Regions from separate parts of the Mus musculus genome. Here region 2 is linked to region 1. A link is a contact called in ENCODE Hi-C or POLR2A ChIA-PET data. All regions are on one chromosome and are shown on one strand. Each heading gives the region's core, a stretch centred on a gene start or an enhancer-like site at or near the end of the contact. The rest is flanking DNA. Distances are from core to core; before and after follow the strand shown. Region 1 holds the start of Btbd9 (BTB (POZ) domain containing 9). Region 2 holds the start of Glo1 (glyoxalase 1).

The links. A loop is a pair of places that touch in the nucleus more often than their neighbours do. ChIA-PET counts read pairs that join two places held with the same protein, here RNA polymerase II (POLR2A).
Region 2: a map of heart shows a loop between it and region 1 (6-fold over the local background). The contact joins the promoter of Glo1 here to the promoter of Btbd9 in region 1. A Hi-C loop is called at or near these places in 7 of 37 maps with a recorded cell type or tissue (adrenal gland, gastrocnemius and heart). POLR2A ChIA-PET finds 5 or more read pairs at or near these places in 4 of 5 experiments (Patski and embryonic stem cell).

The regions. Positions count from the first base shown.
Region 1 is chr17:30,574,678-30,578,950 of GRCm38, reverse strand. Btbd9 (BTB (POZ) domain containing 9) reads left to right here and starts at 2,664. Exons shown (of 11, transcript NM_027060.1): 1 at 2,664-2,805.
Region 2 is chr17:30,610,608-30,615,176 of GRCm38, reverse strand. It overlaps Glo1 (glyoxalase 1), which reads left to right and starts at 2,518. Exons shown (of 6, transcript NM_025374.3): 1 at 2,518-2,709. The coding sequence starts at 2,626.

The DNA.
Region 1 (4,273 bases), core at 1,415-3,914:
GATCCGGGAGTACATGGTATGAATGGGTACAGTTCCAGGATTGTAGTATTGGGAACTTGGCTCTCTTACTAATTTTGTGATCTTGAGTAATTATGTAAGCTTTCTGTGATGTAGCTTTTTTATTTATATGCATTATAATTAGTACTTATAATGTAATATGTACCTGAAAGGCCATTACAAGACCTATATGAGCTAGTAATGCCTACACCATATTGAAACACAGGCAGCACAGGTATAGGAACCGTGTACCTGGCATGTGGTAATCAGCATTACTGAGTAAATGATGTAATGCATGGATAGTATATTAACAGTATGGAGAAAGAGCATTTACATCAATTCAGTACTTCTAAGTTCCTAGGAAGGTACTGCCTGTCCTGGCTCTAAACCTTGGTCTATTAGCTGTTTTACCCTTATACTGAGTGATAGTCATAATTGTCTGGACAGAGCTCGGCACATTTTATATTAGTTCTCAAGTGTTTGGTGAAATTAGTTGGATTTGTTAATGGTTGCTGTTATCAGCAGCTGAATCTAACCTAGAAGTGGAGGTTAGGTTTTTGGTTTTTTCTTCTTTGATTGATCTCATCCATGCCTAGGCTTAATGTCCTTCAAACCTCAGCTTCTCTCATCAGTCACGGACCTGGGTAATTTGATATTTTCCTCTAAACCTGGAGGACCCCTCCATCAGACCGTAGTCACAGTGCTCAGTCTGTGAGGCAGCTTGATCAATGGTCCTCTCTTTTCCTAGATAAACCGGGAAGCCAGGAATACACGGGGAAGCTGTTGTCTTTATTCTCAGCTGTACTAGTTTCTTACAGCTGTTGTGACAAGTTAGTAGAAACTGTGTGGCTTATACCAATTCTTGTTACACTTCTAGAGATCAAGCCCTAGATTCAAGAACCCAGTCGCTTGCCCTTTCTAGCTTCTATAGGCTGCCTGTAGTCCTTTGTTCCGTTTTTAAGGCTGACTGGCAGTAGCTTCAAAGCAGTCTCCCCTGCTTCTCTCATAAGCTTTTTTTCTGACTCTGTTGCTCTTGTCCCTAGCCCAGCGGGGCAGCATCAGAGCAATCTCTTCATAACTTTTACTGAACCAGGTCTGCAACTTCCTTCTGTCACTTTCCAGAACAGATCAGCAGATTATGGTGATGGGGGCATGGGTCTTGGTGGGAAACATTATTCTATAAAACACAACAAAGCTGGAATTGGGTATCACCTGTGGGCAGTTTCCTAATGTTAAACTCTAGGGTTTGCTCTGTTTCTTCAAAGATCTCCCACTTCAGTTTGCCCCCCCCCCCTTTTTATTTTTTTGGTTTTTCTGAGACAGGGTTTCTCTGTATAGCTCTGGCTGTCCTGGAACTCACTCTGTAGACCAGGCTGGCCTCAAACTCAGAAATCCACCTGCCTCTGCCTCCAGAGTGCTGGGATTAAAGGCATGCGCCACCACCGCCCGGCTCCCTTTGTTTTTTTAAATGTACCAATCCCGAAGTCAATTCTCCAAGGACAAATAAATTGGGGACACGTGTATCGGAAAGTAGATGTATTAAATTGATGGATATCGTTCCACATGGAAGATGAGAGCGGAGAATGTTTCCCCAACCAACGTATCCACATTCCATCGTTCTACCATGTCATCCGTAAGGAATGTCACTACCATTTAGTAACTGACACACAAAGGCAGCTTTCTTTCCGTCTTGCTAAATGTTACTCCCACCTGTCTCAGCAACCACGCTAGAAACCTGGCCTACCTATTCATTCCCCCGCTCAGAGCTGGCCTCCGCGTTTCCATCCCCACCGCCAGAGTCTAGGTTGTGGCTCTGATCCTTCACTGGCCCAGCCCTAACCCTTGCTGTGTCTGTTCATTTTCACTGCCCATTTAAGTCGTCTTTGCTTGGAATTAAGTCTTCCATCTTCAAACCCACACACCCAGGTAAGTAACTTTCAAGAGTGACGACTCTCCAGTTTCGGCCAGGAAAGACCTACAACCCAATTTCTACGGCTTCAAAGTTCACAGTGCCTGCTTCTTATGTGAAAGATGGAGTCTAATGGGCTTTATACGTTACACTTGGTAGTCCTGGAGTGTCGAGGACTTATGTCCGGGCTTTCTGTCAGGGTCTTGAAATAAGGAGTTCGAATGAGATCAGTTCGCCCGCAGCCTCGCATGCATTATTTCGTCCTAAGTTGACACCTTTCTAGCGCAGGCAAGTCGGGTATCCGTCTTCCCACTGACAGAAGGAGGAAACTGAGTCGTGGTATTTCAGGCCTGGCCTCGTAGCACCTTCATGCTGGTAATGCCTCTCTTGGCCCATTCTCCTCGTCCAACTTCTCGCACGTAGCTGACTGTCCATCAGGCAAGCGACTAAGTGCAGAAAGACGAGGCTTTCTCCAACCGGCGCTCCGGCTCGTCCCCTTACGCAGTGACGCGACCGATGACGCTATTCAGTGACGTGTGATGACGTGCCTCACCCTGAGCCAGGTGTCGGCAGGGCGGCCACACCCTCAGGGCCCAGTACTGGAGGGGCAGTGGCTCCGACCTGGGGAAACACGCCGCAAGACCCCCGCCTGAGGCGACCTGGGGCCCTGGCGTCCTGGGTTCTACTGGCCCACGGTTGAGCCGTTGCTAAGTGACGCCAGCGCGCAGAGCGCGTGCGCGGCCACGGCGGTGTGCGTGAAAGCGGGCGCGCGCCGCGACGGCGGCGGCGAGGAAGGCGGCGACGGCGGCGGTCGAGGGGGCGGTGGCCACGAGGCGGGGTCGCTGCTGGCGGAAGAGACGTGTGTGGCGGCTTCTAGGTCGCTGAGGGACATCGTCGGGGTGAGTCGCCCGGACCGCTCGTGAGAGTTGGGGCCTGGCCGCACCTGCTGCGCGGGCCCGGGGCGCGGGGACGCGCTCCCCCTCCCCGCCGGACCCGCGCGCGCCGCTCCACGCCCCTCGGCCGCTGGTTCCGGGGGCGGGGACGGGGGCTGAGGAGGGTCAGTTCCCGGGCCTGGCGCTCTGGGGTGGGGGTGGGGGGGGGTGAGAGGGGGGCGCTGGAGAGAGGGGTGCCGAGGGACAAGTGACTGGACTCCAGTGCGACGCTGCCGGTTTCCTTTTAGGAATTTGAAGCGGGAGAAGCCCGCGTTCCTCAGCAGCCGCGCGTCCACACTGAGACGCCGACTGTGCAAACCTGACAAACGCGGAAATGGGGACCCTCGGGGTTCGCAAAGTTTTGGGGTAAACCGCGAAGAGATCCGTCAGCTCTACCCTGGCGGGTCTGGGAGTAGGAGCGGGTTGTTAGAGAGATCGTTAGAATCTGTGCCTGCGTGAGCGTCGGGCACACCCACGACCCGGGGAAGGCGACTTGTCAGTGAAGATGCTGGTTGACTAACCTGTTGCCTGGACCTTCCAGCCTCACGTGCATGCCCACGTGCTTCTCTGAACATTATTATTATTATTATTATTATATCCTGTGTTGATCCACATTTTTGAAGCCAAGGGACCATATCCATCCAGTATTGTTACTTCCTCATAGACTCAAATCTGCCCTTGTATCTATTTCCCAGAACCGTGCTGTGCTTTGGCCATTTCAAGGGTCTTGCAGGTAGAGCAGCCCTGCCTTTTGTGTGTGTTCTTCCCAGAAGCAGTGCGGGCTGTTATTTATCTGGTGGAAATGTAGATTGTGTTTCACGCGTGGGCTGGCATGGTGAGACTGGAGTTAAATGATGCAACTGGCCATCAGCCAGTATACAGGATTCTGTTGGGTCCGTTGTATGTGGTGGTTTTTTAAGGAGGAATAATGGAGACAAATGGAAGAAATAATCTTTCCCGTTATGAGTTAAAGGCAGTGCCAAGTGAGAGTGACAAGATAGGGAGCACTGACATTTGATCATGCCTAAAAACTGAGGGACATAACTTTAGAGTTTCCACCCAGAGTCTAAAATCAGGAGATTCAGTTTTATAACGGAGTCTCTGTAAGGTATGGTCTCTGAAGTTCTCACGTCTTGGAATCAGTAAAGCTTGCTTTGAAAAACCACTCAGGAGCCACTGTTCTATTACGAGCTTTTGTGAGTGAGTTACTTATTTCCCCTTTTGCTTGTGCCTCCTAGAAAACTGCCCGCTCCCGGGTAGATAGCTATGCGGTTGATGCGGCCTCATACCCCGTGGACAGTACAAGGGGAACATTTAGTTTTATCCTTCACATAGTTAATGCAACTGCCTCCCTCTTTCCCGAGTTGTGCCTCTTAGTGAGAGGGTTATGGGGTCACAAGTGAGGTCCCTGACCAGCCTGTTTTCTTTTAAGAAT
Region 2 (4,569 bases), core at 1,269-3,768, 36 kb before region 1:
TCTGTAGAGTGCAGCCAGGACTACACAGAGAAACCCTGTCTTGAAAAACAAAAAACAAAAAACAAAAAAACCAAAAAAAACCAAAAAAAAAAAATAGTATAAAATATTTGTGCTATATATGAAGAAATAAAGAATAATACAGTGACCATGTGTTTGCCTAATGTGAGCCTTAAATTGAAGCATGGTGGACTCTTAAATTTCCTGCAGATCTCCCAGCTACCTTTTTCTTCGATGCTGCTCCTTAGAGGAAATCCTGTCCTTGAAGAACTTGTTTATTTCCAGGAGCTTCCAGACTCCACAACTAGATTGCGTTTGGCTAGATATAATCAACACCCTATATTGTTTTGCATATTTTAAGTCTTCTGGGAAAAAAGGTGTGCTGTGTGTGCTTGTTCTACCAATTAAACTAATATTGCTTCTTCTATATGTATACGATGTGTTGTGTGTGTGATACTTGTTAGTGTGGGTATCTGAACATTTGCCTGCAGATAGAAAGCACAGAGGTGCCAGGCATGGTGGCACATGCCTTTAATCCCAGCACTCGGGAGGCAGAGGCAGGTGGATTTCTGAGTTCGAGGCCAGCCTGGTCTACAGAGTGAGTTCCAGGACAGCCAGGGCTATACAGAGAAACTCTGTCTCGAAAAACCAAAAAAAAAAAAAAAAAAAAAAAAAAGAAAAAGAAAAAAAGAAAAAGAAAGCATAGAGGTGGATGTCTGGTGTCTCTCCTCAGTACTCCACCTTTTGTTGTTTTGGGAGGAATCTCTCATCATTATCCTGTTATTTCATGTTATTTCATAGGTGTGGCTAGGCTGCTTAACCAAGCTCCAGGCTTCTGCCTATCTCTCTGGGACTACAGGCATGCACCACCGAGTTTTTTCTATAGATTCTGGGGATTTGAACTCAGGACTTTATGTCTGTTCAGCAGGCCCTTTATTAATGGAGCCAGAGCCTCAGCTAACTCATTTTATTTCTATTTGTGGAATCTATCCACTTTAGAATATGAATTTCTGGCAGATTTTTTTCATTTATGTCTCATAATCCAGTCTATGAAAATAATCACCTACCTAGTTTCCTACTGTTTAACAAGTACCTTTTGCCACTCTCTGCCCTGTCCCCTCCACCCCCCCTATTCAGCTGTTTCTTTTGTTTGTCACGTGGACTATAAGTATAATAATCTTTGTCTAGCGTAAATACTTAGCAGTGAGTCCTAGGATGGGCTCCCCTCAGCTCCACCAACTGCTGTCAAATAGGTTCCCCACAGGTTTCTAGTAATTTAGATTTCTGCCAGCTGTGCCTGTTGATTCCAGTGTTCTGCCTTCCACACTAACCATGATGGTTTTTACTTTAAAAACTTAACCTGAAGGCCTCGGAAGGGACTTCCCTATGTACTAGAAAACTGAAGTCAATTTTCACACACGGTGTTCTCTGTTTTGCAATCTGCCTGTTCTCCTCTTTGCCACTTTTTATTGGTTTGTATTTTTCATTGATCTGTAATTTTTTTTTACATATTCTGCACACAGAACCTATTATATTGGCCTTACATGTATATGACCTATACCTCTTTCTCCTAAGACCAGGTTTGTCTTCTTTATGTTCTGTTACATTAGAGTTATCAGTTCCTGTCACATTTCTCTCCCTAGTGTTAATCATGTGGTCATAGATAAACAAGAAGGAGGGGAGGGGATGAGAGAGGGAGAGATTAAGGAAAGATTCACCAAGAACCAAAGCTTCTTTAATTATTTTTAAGACTGAGTCACATGAAGCCCATTGTTGGCCTTGAACTCACTATGTAGCCCACACTGGCTTTAAATTTCCTACTTCTACCTCCCAATGACTGGGATTACAGATGTGAGCCACCATACCTGTACCATTCACCACATTTTAAAAGCTAATTTTAGATAAGACATCCCATCAGTTTTGTCTACACACATACTCTGTGTGTAGAAGTGAGTCATTAGAATCCCATTCAAACTCAGGTGGTTTGTGTATACTGCATAGTCAAACCACAGTTATTCGGTTCTACACACATTTTCTACATACATTCTCTACACACATTCTCCAAGGAGGCTCTGGGAAGACCAGTAAGTACCCCATGCTCCCCGGGCAAAAATATAGTGGAAGAAATACTTAAACTTAGCTGCTTGAAAACAAAAACAAAATCCTAAATTCGAATGGTTTTCAATTATCCTGGCTTCAGGTTCTTATACAATTTTTAAAAAGATTAACACCCAGTTCAAGCTCTCATTATTCTAAAAAGCGTAATTTCCACCAGGCTGAAATTTTCTATGAGGTTGCCGCCCCGAGGAATGGGTAGTTTTCAAGTTTTGTAATTATAAGCAAAATCAGGTTCCTAACACTTTTTTTTTTTTTTTTTTTTAAGAGTTGCCACTATTGTGCACAATGGCATTCTGGAAAATGTAGTCTCGCCATGCTGAACCAGACTCACTGGAATCCAATCAGCAGACAGCCAACAGCCATGTGCACCGTGGTTGGCTGGGAGCCGCGTCCGCCCGCCCCTTGGCCTGTCACTCAGCCGACTGCAAAGGCGTCCCCCGGGCCTTGTGGAGCGTGTGGTCCGCTGGCCTGTTTGCTACTAGGGCAGGTTGGTGATTCTCCAGGGCAGCCATGGCAGAGCCACAGCCGGCGTCCAGTGGCCTCACTGATGAGACCGCTTTCAGCTGCTGCTCCGATCCAGACCCTAGCACCAAGGTGGGTGACAGGGCCTCCTTTTCGGCGGCTGGAGCGACCTGGGGCTCTGGCCCTGCCTGACGGAATCCTAACCCGGTCTGGCCGCTGCTTGCATGTCGGCCGGCTGACGGCGCAGTGGAGTGAGCTGGAAAGAGGGCGATGGGGGCAGGGGCGGGGGGACAGTGCAGAGGGATCCCCATCTTCAGAAAGTTATTTCAAAACTTGTAAACGCCCCCCAGAGTGCGTTAACTTGTTTATTTTGGGCACGGTGTCTTGAAGCCAGGGCGATTCAGGGTCAGATTCCGTGTCTGTGGGTGCAGTTATCCTGGCTTAGGCGCCATGTCCCTTTAGACGGGCAGGCACTTTCAGAACTTGTATAGCTCAAGGGGCCCCTCTGTAACTGGTCCCTCTCAGCCGTACTCTTTTTCGTAGTCGCCTTGCCGCCAGGGTTCACTCCTCCAAACTACTGCGGTTGCTCGAATTTAACTGCCTTTGCTTGCTTGGCTTTGCCATTGCTCAAGTCCACACTTCTGTCCACCAAGAGTCTCTGGAGAGATTACAGATAATAAATAGGACCTCGACTTGGAGGGAATCTTAGACACTTTTCTTCGGACCCTTTCGTTTTGTAGTTACAACCAGTAAGGAGCTTAACCGATGGCATTGAAAAACTTTCCCTTAAACACGGCTGTACTTACAGTAAAGTAGGCAAGACTCATTCAGGTGTGGTCCCTGCCTCTGCATGGCCAAAAGTTAGACGTGGTGGCTGACGGAGGAATTTATTCCTGTATAGTCATCCGTGCCAGTAAACACCTATATTCAATTAGGTGCTGCATCATTGTGAATTCCTGGATTGAATGTGGGCTTTATGCAGACCTCTAGGAGGGGCAGATAGATGGTGAAGACTTTGGTCCCTGCTTGTTCTTTGCCTTAAGGGCAAACAAGAGTCAGACATACTGTAATTGCCAAAGCTTTTGACTAGCACCAGGTGTGTACTTAGGGACACTCTTAGTCACTACAAAATTAAGGCAGGAAGGAAAGGCCGAATACAGGCACACTCACACACACTTCTCCCCATTCCTTCTATTTACCCATACATAACCTTAGTATGCATTTAATTTTTTAACATTGTGTGTGTGTGTGTGCATGCGTGTGTACGTCAGTGAACAACTTTCTCTCCATATTTGTGGGTATTGGGAAATTCAGGTCTTTGCCTTGGCAGCTGAACCATATCGTTGATCTCCTAGATATTTTATACACTATAAATTGGTTCATTCCATGTGAATTGGTTTCCTACATTACTGAAAATTTGTTCATCCATCCTTCCCTCCCCCCCACTCTCTCTCTCTCTCTCTCTCTCTCTCTCTCTCACACACACACACACACACACACACACACACACACACACATTTTCTTGTTTAGACAGGGTCTCACTATGTAGCTTTGCCTGTACTGGAACTTGCTGTATAGACCAGGCTGGCCTCAAACTTACAGAGATCCATCTGCCTGTTTCCCAAGTGCTGAGATTAAAAGATTAAAACTCTTGCTGGGCTATGTGCTATTTTCTACAAAGCACACCCGGATTCTGGGTATTGTTCTGTGTCAGTTGACTCCCTAGGTAACTGGGGATTTTAGGTAGCAGGCTGTTCAAACTGTAAGACTCTAGGGCCTGGGAATGTGGTGTGGTAGGGAGCATGCTTGACTTTGAATTCAGTGCTTAGCAGCAGCAACAACAACCAACAAACCCAATAAAACAAACAAACAAACAAACAAACAAACAAAAACTGAATGAATGAATGAATGAATGAACTAGAAATCTCAGGGAGATCCTTTTTTTTATAAAGATGAGAGTACACTGTTGCTGTCTTGCTGTCTTCAGACACA